Regions from separate parts of the Homo sapiens genome. Here region 2 is linked to region 1. Evidence: read pairs that join two places in POLR2A ChIA-PET (ENCODE). Cell type or tissue: PC-9. All regions are shown on one strand. Each heading gives the region's core, and the rest is flanking DNA. Links, peaks and the distances in the headings are about the cores only.

Evidence for each region. Peaks named below come from ENCODE experiments on the same cell type or tissue, not always from the same donor. Only the 100,000 strongest peaks of a DNase experiment are listed, where the experiment ranks them.
Region 2: POLR2A ChIA-PET joins it to region 1 with 6 read pairs; 3 of 35 experiments call an interaction of 5 or more read pairs at or near these places.

What each region holds. Positions count from the first base shown.
Region 1 is chr6:12,284,644-12,288,921 of GRCh38, forward strand. It overlaps a transcript of EDN1 not described here. Among named protein-coding and RNA genes, the nearest start is that of EDN1, 3.6 kb to the right of the region's middle. RefSeq lists enhancers at 3,326-3,826, 3,827-4,278. In PC-9, for the core only: CTCF peaks have their summits at 2,888 and 3,093; DNase peaks (open chromatin) are centred at 1,918, 2,288, 2,838 and 3,368; H3K4me3 peaks cover 1,336 bases; H3K27ac peaks cover 2,432 bases.
Region 2 is chr6:11,616,783-11,621,060 of GRCh38, forward strand. No RefSeq gene overlaps it. Among named protein-coding and RNA genes, the nearest start is that of TMEM170B, 81 kb to the left of the region's middle. In PC-9, for the core only: a CTCF peak has its summit at 1,970; no DNase peak of the experiment used is centred there.

The sequences.
Region 1 (4,278 bases), core at 974-3,473:
AAAAGAAAGGGAGAAAGAAAAAGAGAGAAAGAAAGAAAGAAAGAGAGAAAGAAAGGAAAGGAAGAAAGAAAGAAGGAAAGGAAGGAAGGAAGGAAGGAAGGAAGGAAGAAAGAAAGAAAGAAAGAAAGAAAGAAAGAAAGAAAGAAAGAAAGAAACCATGAAGGTAGCTGCCGTATTTCTATGAAACCTTCCCTCCAGAATTAGTTCCTTTTAGCATCTCATTCAGACACATGGAAAGCTTGTTTAAAATGACTTCACAAATTAGACTTAATGAAGTGACTTGACTCAACTCCCCTCACCCTCAAGTGGTCTTTCCCTGCATCAGAGTCCCTTTAGTTTCGGATGTCACTCATGACATAGAATGAACATTTAAAAGATGAGGAGGCAGCCACTGGCTATCACATTTTTCTGAGATGTGTGAAATATGATTCTAATATTAATAATAATAATTAACAAACAATAATATCCTAATATAATTATTAATCATGAATTATTAATACATAATCATATCATTATTTTCTCTTAGTCTAATTTATAGGTTCAGATGTGTGCATGCATGTGTGTCAGTGGCACTCAGAGAGGAGATTTAAATAGAGAGTGGGAAGGGAGATAAAAGATAACTGCTGCAGCACTGGAGCAAGAAGCCAAGGGGAGGTATCCGTTAAAAACTTTTTGGGATGTGAACCTTTTGTTTTTCTAGATTCTGGATGCCGGAACATCTGTTTTTTGAGATGCATCTGTAGGAGCATTTTTGTGTGGAATATTTGAAAGTTATCTTGAAAGTAAAGGTCAGAGACAGGAATTGAAACAGGGCTTAATTCTTAAACAAGAAGGTATAAGATATTGCAGTTGATGGAACTGTGGTGAGCATGTTCCCCAAGGGTGGTGAGCATGTCTGTGTGGGCATAGAAGATACATGTACGAACATTTTTATTTTATTTTATTTAGATGGAGTTTCACTCTTGTTGCCCAGGCTGGAGTGCAGTGGCGCAATCTCGGCTCACCACAACCTCTGCCTCCCGGGTTCAATGATTCTCCTGCCTCAGCCTCTTGAGTAGCTGGGATTACAGGCATGCGCCACCATGCCTGGCTAATTTTGAATTTTTAGTAGACATGGGATTTCTCCATGTTGGTCAGGGTGGTCTCGAACTCCTGACCTCAGGTGATCCACTTGCCTCGGCCTCGGGATTACAAGTGTGAGCCACCATGCCCAGCCAAACATTTTTATTTTTAATAGCTTAATGAATGTATAATGATTAAATGTTTAGCATGTATTAAACTATGATTTCATGTAGTTTTTTTAACCATACCAACCATGATTTCATATGGATTATTTAAGCATACCAACCATAATTTCATGTACATTATTGCTTAAGATAGTAATGATATAAAATTTTCTTAAAATTATTCATGTAAAAGAAACAAGTCAGTTAAAAGGAAAATATTAAGTAAAAATGTACAGGTGGCACCCAAATATGGTAAAAATTGTGAAGCAGTTTAATGAATAACTGAACTTTGGGAAATGCTAGATTAGAGAATTGGAAATACTCTTTTAAATAAACACTTGCTATCTATGATTATCCTATGGATGAGTGTCCAAGAAATAGAGATGCATATGTTGTATGTTTTTAAAATGTACAGGATGAATTTACATTGACCATCATATTTCCTGTGCTAAATCAACCATTATTTTTTGGACTATAGGGAGAAGCTGTGTTTCTTCATAGCTCCTGGAGATGTGTGATGTGTCACAGGCCTAATAACTATATTACACATTTTTTCACAAAAGTGCTACATAGAGTAGAAATGTATAATAGTTACCAACCCAAGACTAAATCAGGCCTAGTGGTGTGGATAGCTTCACTTTGCCTATGATAAAATACTTCCTCATTCTTTGTGTGATTTTCAAGCAACTTAACGACTGTTAGCTTTGCTGAGCTAAATGCAACATCTCATACCAAATTTATTGGCTTGGCAAAGTTACAAATTTTATTACGCAAAAGTTGAGAAAGGAAAGCTGGAGAATGCTAAAAACAGTACAATTTGCTACTGTGTAGTATCTGTATTGGGGGCTCAGCATGTTTTATTTATAGATATCTATTAATACAGAGATACAGAAAGAAATACATAAAAAATAGTTTTATCAAATACTTTCCAGCATTCAAGTGTAGCCTCAAAAGCAAGAATAGGCCAGGAGTGGTGGCTCACGCCTGTAATCACAGCACTGTGGGAGGCCAAGGTAAGAGGATTGCTTGAGGCCAGGATTTCAAGACCAGCCTAGGCAACATAGTGAGATCCCTATCTCTACGAAAAAATTTTAAAACTTAGCTGGGCATGGTGGCTTGAGCCTGTTGTCCCAGCTACTCAGGAGGCTGAAGTAGGAGTGTCACTTGAGCCCAGGAGGTTGAGGCTGCAGTGAGCTATAACTGCACCACTGCACTCCAGCCTTGGAGACAGAGTGAGACCCTGTCCCCAAAAAAATTAAAATTGAGAAAAAAAAAAAAGGCAAGAACAGCCACAGCAAACTTTCTATTGGGGAAAAAAAAAAATCCTCCTCTTTACATCTCTCCCTTCCTTCCCTTCCCTTTCTGAGAGTGACTGTGGCCAAAAGGAGCATTTTCCCCCTGCAGTCCTCTGAGGGGTGGGGTGGGGCTATGAAGCTATCCTTCATATTCACTCCTTTGTCCAGCTCTTTTCACCTCTAGTTCTTCTCCCCGCATCTCTGTCTAGCAGTGCCTTAAGTGGAGGAGGGGTGGGGGCATCAAGCTTGTAAAACTGGTTTGTTGGGGTTCTCCTTCTCCCCTCATTTCTTGATTCTTGGGAAAATGTCTTGCTGGGAGGCTGCCTGGCAGTGCCCTAGCTGCCTTCTGTGGGCTTGAATGGGGCTTCCCTCTGCCCCTACAGGAGGAAAAGGGAGCTGCTGCCAGAGGGAGAAATGGAGAGATGGACAGAGAAGGCAGGTGCCACCCCTCGCCCCTGACACACAAAGAAAAAGACACGGAAATTCTCTCTCTCTCTTCTCTTCTCCTATCTCTCTCTCTCTCCCTCTCTCTCTCTCTCTCTCTCTCTCACACACACACACACACACACACACACACACACACACACACAGGCGCGCGCGCGCGCGCGCAGGCACACGTCTTGCAAATTCAGGATTCAAAGAGACAGGGGCACCATTATATTTGGCACGGTGGGGCCCTTCCAGGTCTGAAATCCTGCATTCTTCCTTACTATTTACTTTCCCCGAGCTCGAGAAGGGCCAGGTGTGGGCGGATGGCTGGCCACGTTTTGTGTTTCCAATTCATATTCACGGGATGACACAGACGGGGCGTGGTGAGTGCTGTTGGAGGCGCTTGGGCAGTTTCATTTTGCCCCACTTCTCCACCTGAAGGCTGGGCGTTGCTGGAACCTGCAGGGGCAGCCTCAGCAAGGTGGGGTGGCGTGGAGTGGGGTGGGAGAAGGGACTCCAGCTGAAGTAGAACCCAGGCTGGACCTGAGAATATTGGGGAGGGCATGGGCGGTGGTTTCCGGGTAGGGGCCTTGAGAACATGTTGGTCCTGACTGTTGTCAGTGTTTGGTCAAAGTTGCCAAAAGGTTAAAAAAAAAAAAGTAGGGGGAGTCCCTGCCAAGACATATTTCCCAGGCCACCTTTCTTCCGCGGGAGTGTTGGGGGGGAGGCGCTGCTTGGAACCTGTGAATGTGACATCAGCTCTCCTCTCCTCTCCCAAGGTCGGCTTTGGAGAGGGAGGTCAGGGCACCCTTGCCTGGCACAGGCGGCAGCGCTGGCTTCCGGCTCAGTGCCGCCTGTCCTCCGGGAGCTGTGGCCTCCCTGGGCCCCGGGGCTAGGCTGAGGTAAGCGCACAGCGGAGGCCAGGGGCCCCGGCAGAGGCCCTGGGGATAGGGTGGAGGCATCTCTGGGTGTGGGTGTGGGTGTGGGTGTGGGAGGGAGAGTTCTTGCCTCTCTCTCTCCCATCTCCAACTCTTGCTTCAGTGGCTCTTTTAGAGGATGCATGTCATTATGGACCTGTCGCTGCCACTGTCCCTGTTCCCCCAGCTGTGACTTCGAGGGAGGTCTGGGGATCTGAGTCTGTCCAAACCCACGGCTTTGCTGTTGGGATAAAAACTGTCCTTTTGATTTTAGAAGGAGGAGGGAAAAAAGGTTTCCCAGCATGTGTGTTGTGCCAGTCTTGGAAATTCATCCGTGCTTGAATTCCACCCTCCATCCCCAGAAAAACTGGAGTAAAACAAAAAGAGGAGATGGACAAAGTGTGTATTTGA
Region 2 (4,278 bases), core at 740-3,239, 670 kb before region 1:
ATGTATTTATATATTTAAAGTATATACTTTATATATACATATATTTGAAGTATTTATGTATATAAAAATATGTATATATAAAGTATATCTGTAAAGTATAATATATATTATAAAGTATATTTACACCTAATTATACATACTTGAAATATATATACTGTATATATGTATATAAAGTATATGTATACATAAAGTATATATGTAAAGTATAATGTATATAATTTATATATGATATTATATATGATAAAGTATAAATAGTACATATATTATGAAGTATATGTACTTTATATAAAGTATATATAGCATGTATTATAAGGTATACATATTATACATACTTTATATATTATAAAGTATGTATATATAATATGTAATATACATATCATGTACATCATAATATTATATATTATATACATAATAATAAATATATAATATACATTATAATAATGTATTATATATTATATACATTATAATAATATATACTATATATATTATAATAATATATGTTACATACTCTATACATTGTGATGTTATATATCATATATTATAATTATATATTATATTATATGCATTAAAATAATATGTATTATATATTATATACATTATAAAAATATCTTATATATTATAATATATTATTACTTTATTATATATAATTGAATATGCATATTGTGTACATATTATATAATATATACATTATAAAATATATAATATAATAAAGTATGTATAATATGTATAATATAAAATATACTATGCATATTATACATACTTTATATATAGTGTATATATACGTGAAGTATATATATTATAAAGTATATATAAAGTATATACTTAAAGTATATATAGAAAGTATATAGAAGTATATAAGTATATGTAAGTATATACCACGTATACACTTATATATATTTATATACTTCTATATACTATATATATACTATGTATACTATGTATATGTAGAAGTATATATACTATATATACTATGTATATATAGAAGTATATATGCCACTCTAAAGTATATATAAGTATATAACCTTTATATATTTTATGTATATCTAAGTGTATGTAATGTATTTATGTGTATATACATGTAATCACCTGACTTCCACAATACTGATGGCTTACAGCTTTTTGCACACTTAACTTTCTTCCTTTCCTATCCCTGACTTAAGCTATAATATTGAAAGGTTTGAGGACTGGTTGGTGACCCGTACTTTCCTGCTGTAAAAGTGTCTCACCTGAGGAAGTGACACGGTCATAGACCAAGGAGACTGTGTCCTTTCCTCTCACATATGGGGTTTGGAGAGGAAGGATTGCTCCCCTTCTGGGACTCATGACCCGTGTTTTATTATTTGCCTTTGTATTAATTTCCTATTCCTTCTATTATAAATTATCACAAACTTAGTGGCTTAAAACAATTTGTTATCTTACAGTTCTGACGACAGAAGTCAAAAATCTGTCTCACTGGACCAAAGTCAAGGTGCCAGCAAGCCAGTGAGGCTGGATGCTTCTGGAGGCTCTAGGGGACATTCCATTCCTTGCCTTTTTCAATTTCTAGAGGCTGCCAGCCCTCCCCGACTCCTGGCCTCATCACCCCACCTCTGCTTCCATCATCCAATCTTCTTCTCTGATCCTGACCCTCATGTCCCCTTCTCACAGGACCCTGCAGATTAAACTGGGCTCACCCAGTTAATGCAGAATAATCTCCCCATCTAAAATCCTTAAGTTAATTGCATCAATAAAGTCTCTTTTGCCATGTAAGGTAACACAGTCATAGGTTCTAGGGATTAGGATGTAGACATCTTTAGGGGGCCATTGTCCTATCTAGCACAGTCCACAAGGCAAAATGCTGAAATTGTGACCCTACAGAATGTCCCACCAGCCAAGGAAGATTTTACTTATTGCCTACAGTTCAAGCAGCTTGGAACCGTAACACAAAACAATTCCCAGACACCTCAGAAAGGGGGCAGCAGATCAATATTTTTGATAGGGCTTAGAGATGCGTTTTTACCAGCAGGGAGTCAATATGAAGGTATGAGAAGATAGAAAAAAGGGATGTGGAGACTTACATGAATGTAATAGTCATCATAACATCTGCCATTTACTAAACCTTCGTGTCCTTGACCTAGGGCTAGGCACGGTGTATGCTGTTTCACTGAATCTGCACAAATAGGCATTGATGTCCTTGTTTTAAAGAGGAGGAAACTGGCCAGGTGTGGTGGCTCACGCTGTAATCTCAGCACTTTGGGGGGCTGAGGCTGGTGAATCACCTGAGGTCAAGAGTTTGAGACCAGCCTGGCCAACATGGTGAAACCTCGTCTCTATTAAAAATACAAAAACTTGCTGGGCATAGTGGCATGCACCTGTAATCCCAGCTACTTAGGAGGCTGAGGCAGGAGAATCGCTTGAACCTGGGAGGTGGAGGTTGCAGTGAGCTGAGATTTCACCATTGCACTCCAGCCTGGGTGACAAGAGCGAAACTCTGTCTCAAAAAAAAAAAAAAAAAAAAAAAAAAACACAAAAAAACGATGAGGAAACGAATTTGTACAAGGATAATGGGCCTTACAGCTTCTAGTCTAGGTAGGTTCCCCAGGACCACTGCTTGTCAGTAGAGATAATGATGTTTCTGAATGTGTTTTTAAATCACTAGAGTTACCTTCCCTGAAAAGAGTACCTTTAGCCTTCCCAGAACCTTCTGCTGTGGGTTAATTTCATCTTCCCTTATGTCAGCAGAATGAGTCTGGCCATTGTTAGAGAGGATGGTGTTTATCCTTCCGGACATCGCCCATTACTTTCTTTCTCCACTCAGCTGACCAGCAGTCTGTTGGATCTACTTGACTTTCATTAGAACAGAAACTACAGTGTTTTAATGATGGGCATTCAAGACCTTGTTAGAGAATGAATTTGTATTTGATTAACATTTATTGAATACGTGTCATGGGCTGTGGGTTGAGCTGGGTAACTGGCATATAGCTCAGTAAGTGTGTGATGGAAATGGGGCTGCTGCCAGCACAGGCCACCACAGCAGTTAGGCGGTCAAGTGGCTTGTAGTGAGGAGAGCTTAAAGGTCTGCTTACCACCATGATTTTCTGCCCTGCAGGAGAAGGGCCAGATGGCTGGACTCCATTCTGGTTTGAAGTGATTTTACTGCTTACTCTCCACTGATAGGAGTTGAGTCTCAAAATATGTGTCAGACTAGGTCTTCCTGTCACAAATAGTGAAAGGAGAAAATAAAATCGTAATATAGGAATTTAAGCTGATTTCAACAAATCTTGACATTGCTCAGACTGTACCCAACTAGGGGTGTGTTGGATCCTGAGCTGGCCCTCGAGAGCCAATTGTACACATGTTCCCAGTTCCCTGTCAAGGGATCCAGTGACATCAGGTTCATACCTTGCAACTAGCTACAGTAGGACTATTTACACCATGAAAATCTGCAAACACTACAGTTCAGGGCTTCGTTTGTTTCTCTAAAGAGCCAGTTTATCAGCATGCTACTGTCCCCAACACACACATTTTGTGTAAGTGATCATCATACTGAATTAAAATAAGTAATTAATTGACTAAATAAAGCAATGTTAATATTTGTTAGCATTGGTAGTTTACTATGTTTCTGAATATGGTTTTTTAATAACTAGACCTACTTCCCTGAAGAGAGTATCGCTAGCCTTCTCATAACCTTCTGCTGTGGGTTAGTTTCGTCTTACCCTATGCCTAGGCCTGAAAAGAGCAATATTTTAATATCGTAGATCTGTATGCTAGAAGGGATGCTAGAGGGTAAACAGAATATTTTTCCATTTGACAGACAAGGAAATGGAATTGACCCTGAATCAGAAGAGCTCCGTATCCTTCTTCTTGGATGAACCGATCCAGATCCCTTTGGGGATGTCTTTCTGCACTTTTCCCCATAGCGTCAGCTTTTGGAACTCAAAAGTAGTAGATATCCCAGGGACAGAGTATTCAAAGCTTTACTGTGTTAGGGATCGAAGTGACAGCAGAGTAAGGAAGTAAATCCAGGATGCAGGAGTTTGGGTGGACATGCCAGGGCTGGTTTGTCTCTACCTACACTTGTGACGATTAATAAAGAAAACAAGTTCTGTTTTCCGTAAGTCCCTTATTCATTCCAAAACACCTCTGCATGCCAAGCATGGAGATCCTAGGCCCAGAGTCAGGGTCAATCGCTGGCCATTATAGGACTCTCAGCTTCAGAAACTCCCATGGCACACACGTGGCCATGGTTTCTCATTAAAAACCCAAAGCAGAGGAGGATGGTTATACTGTACCAGTGTT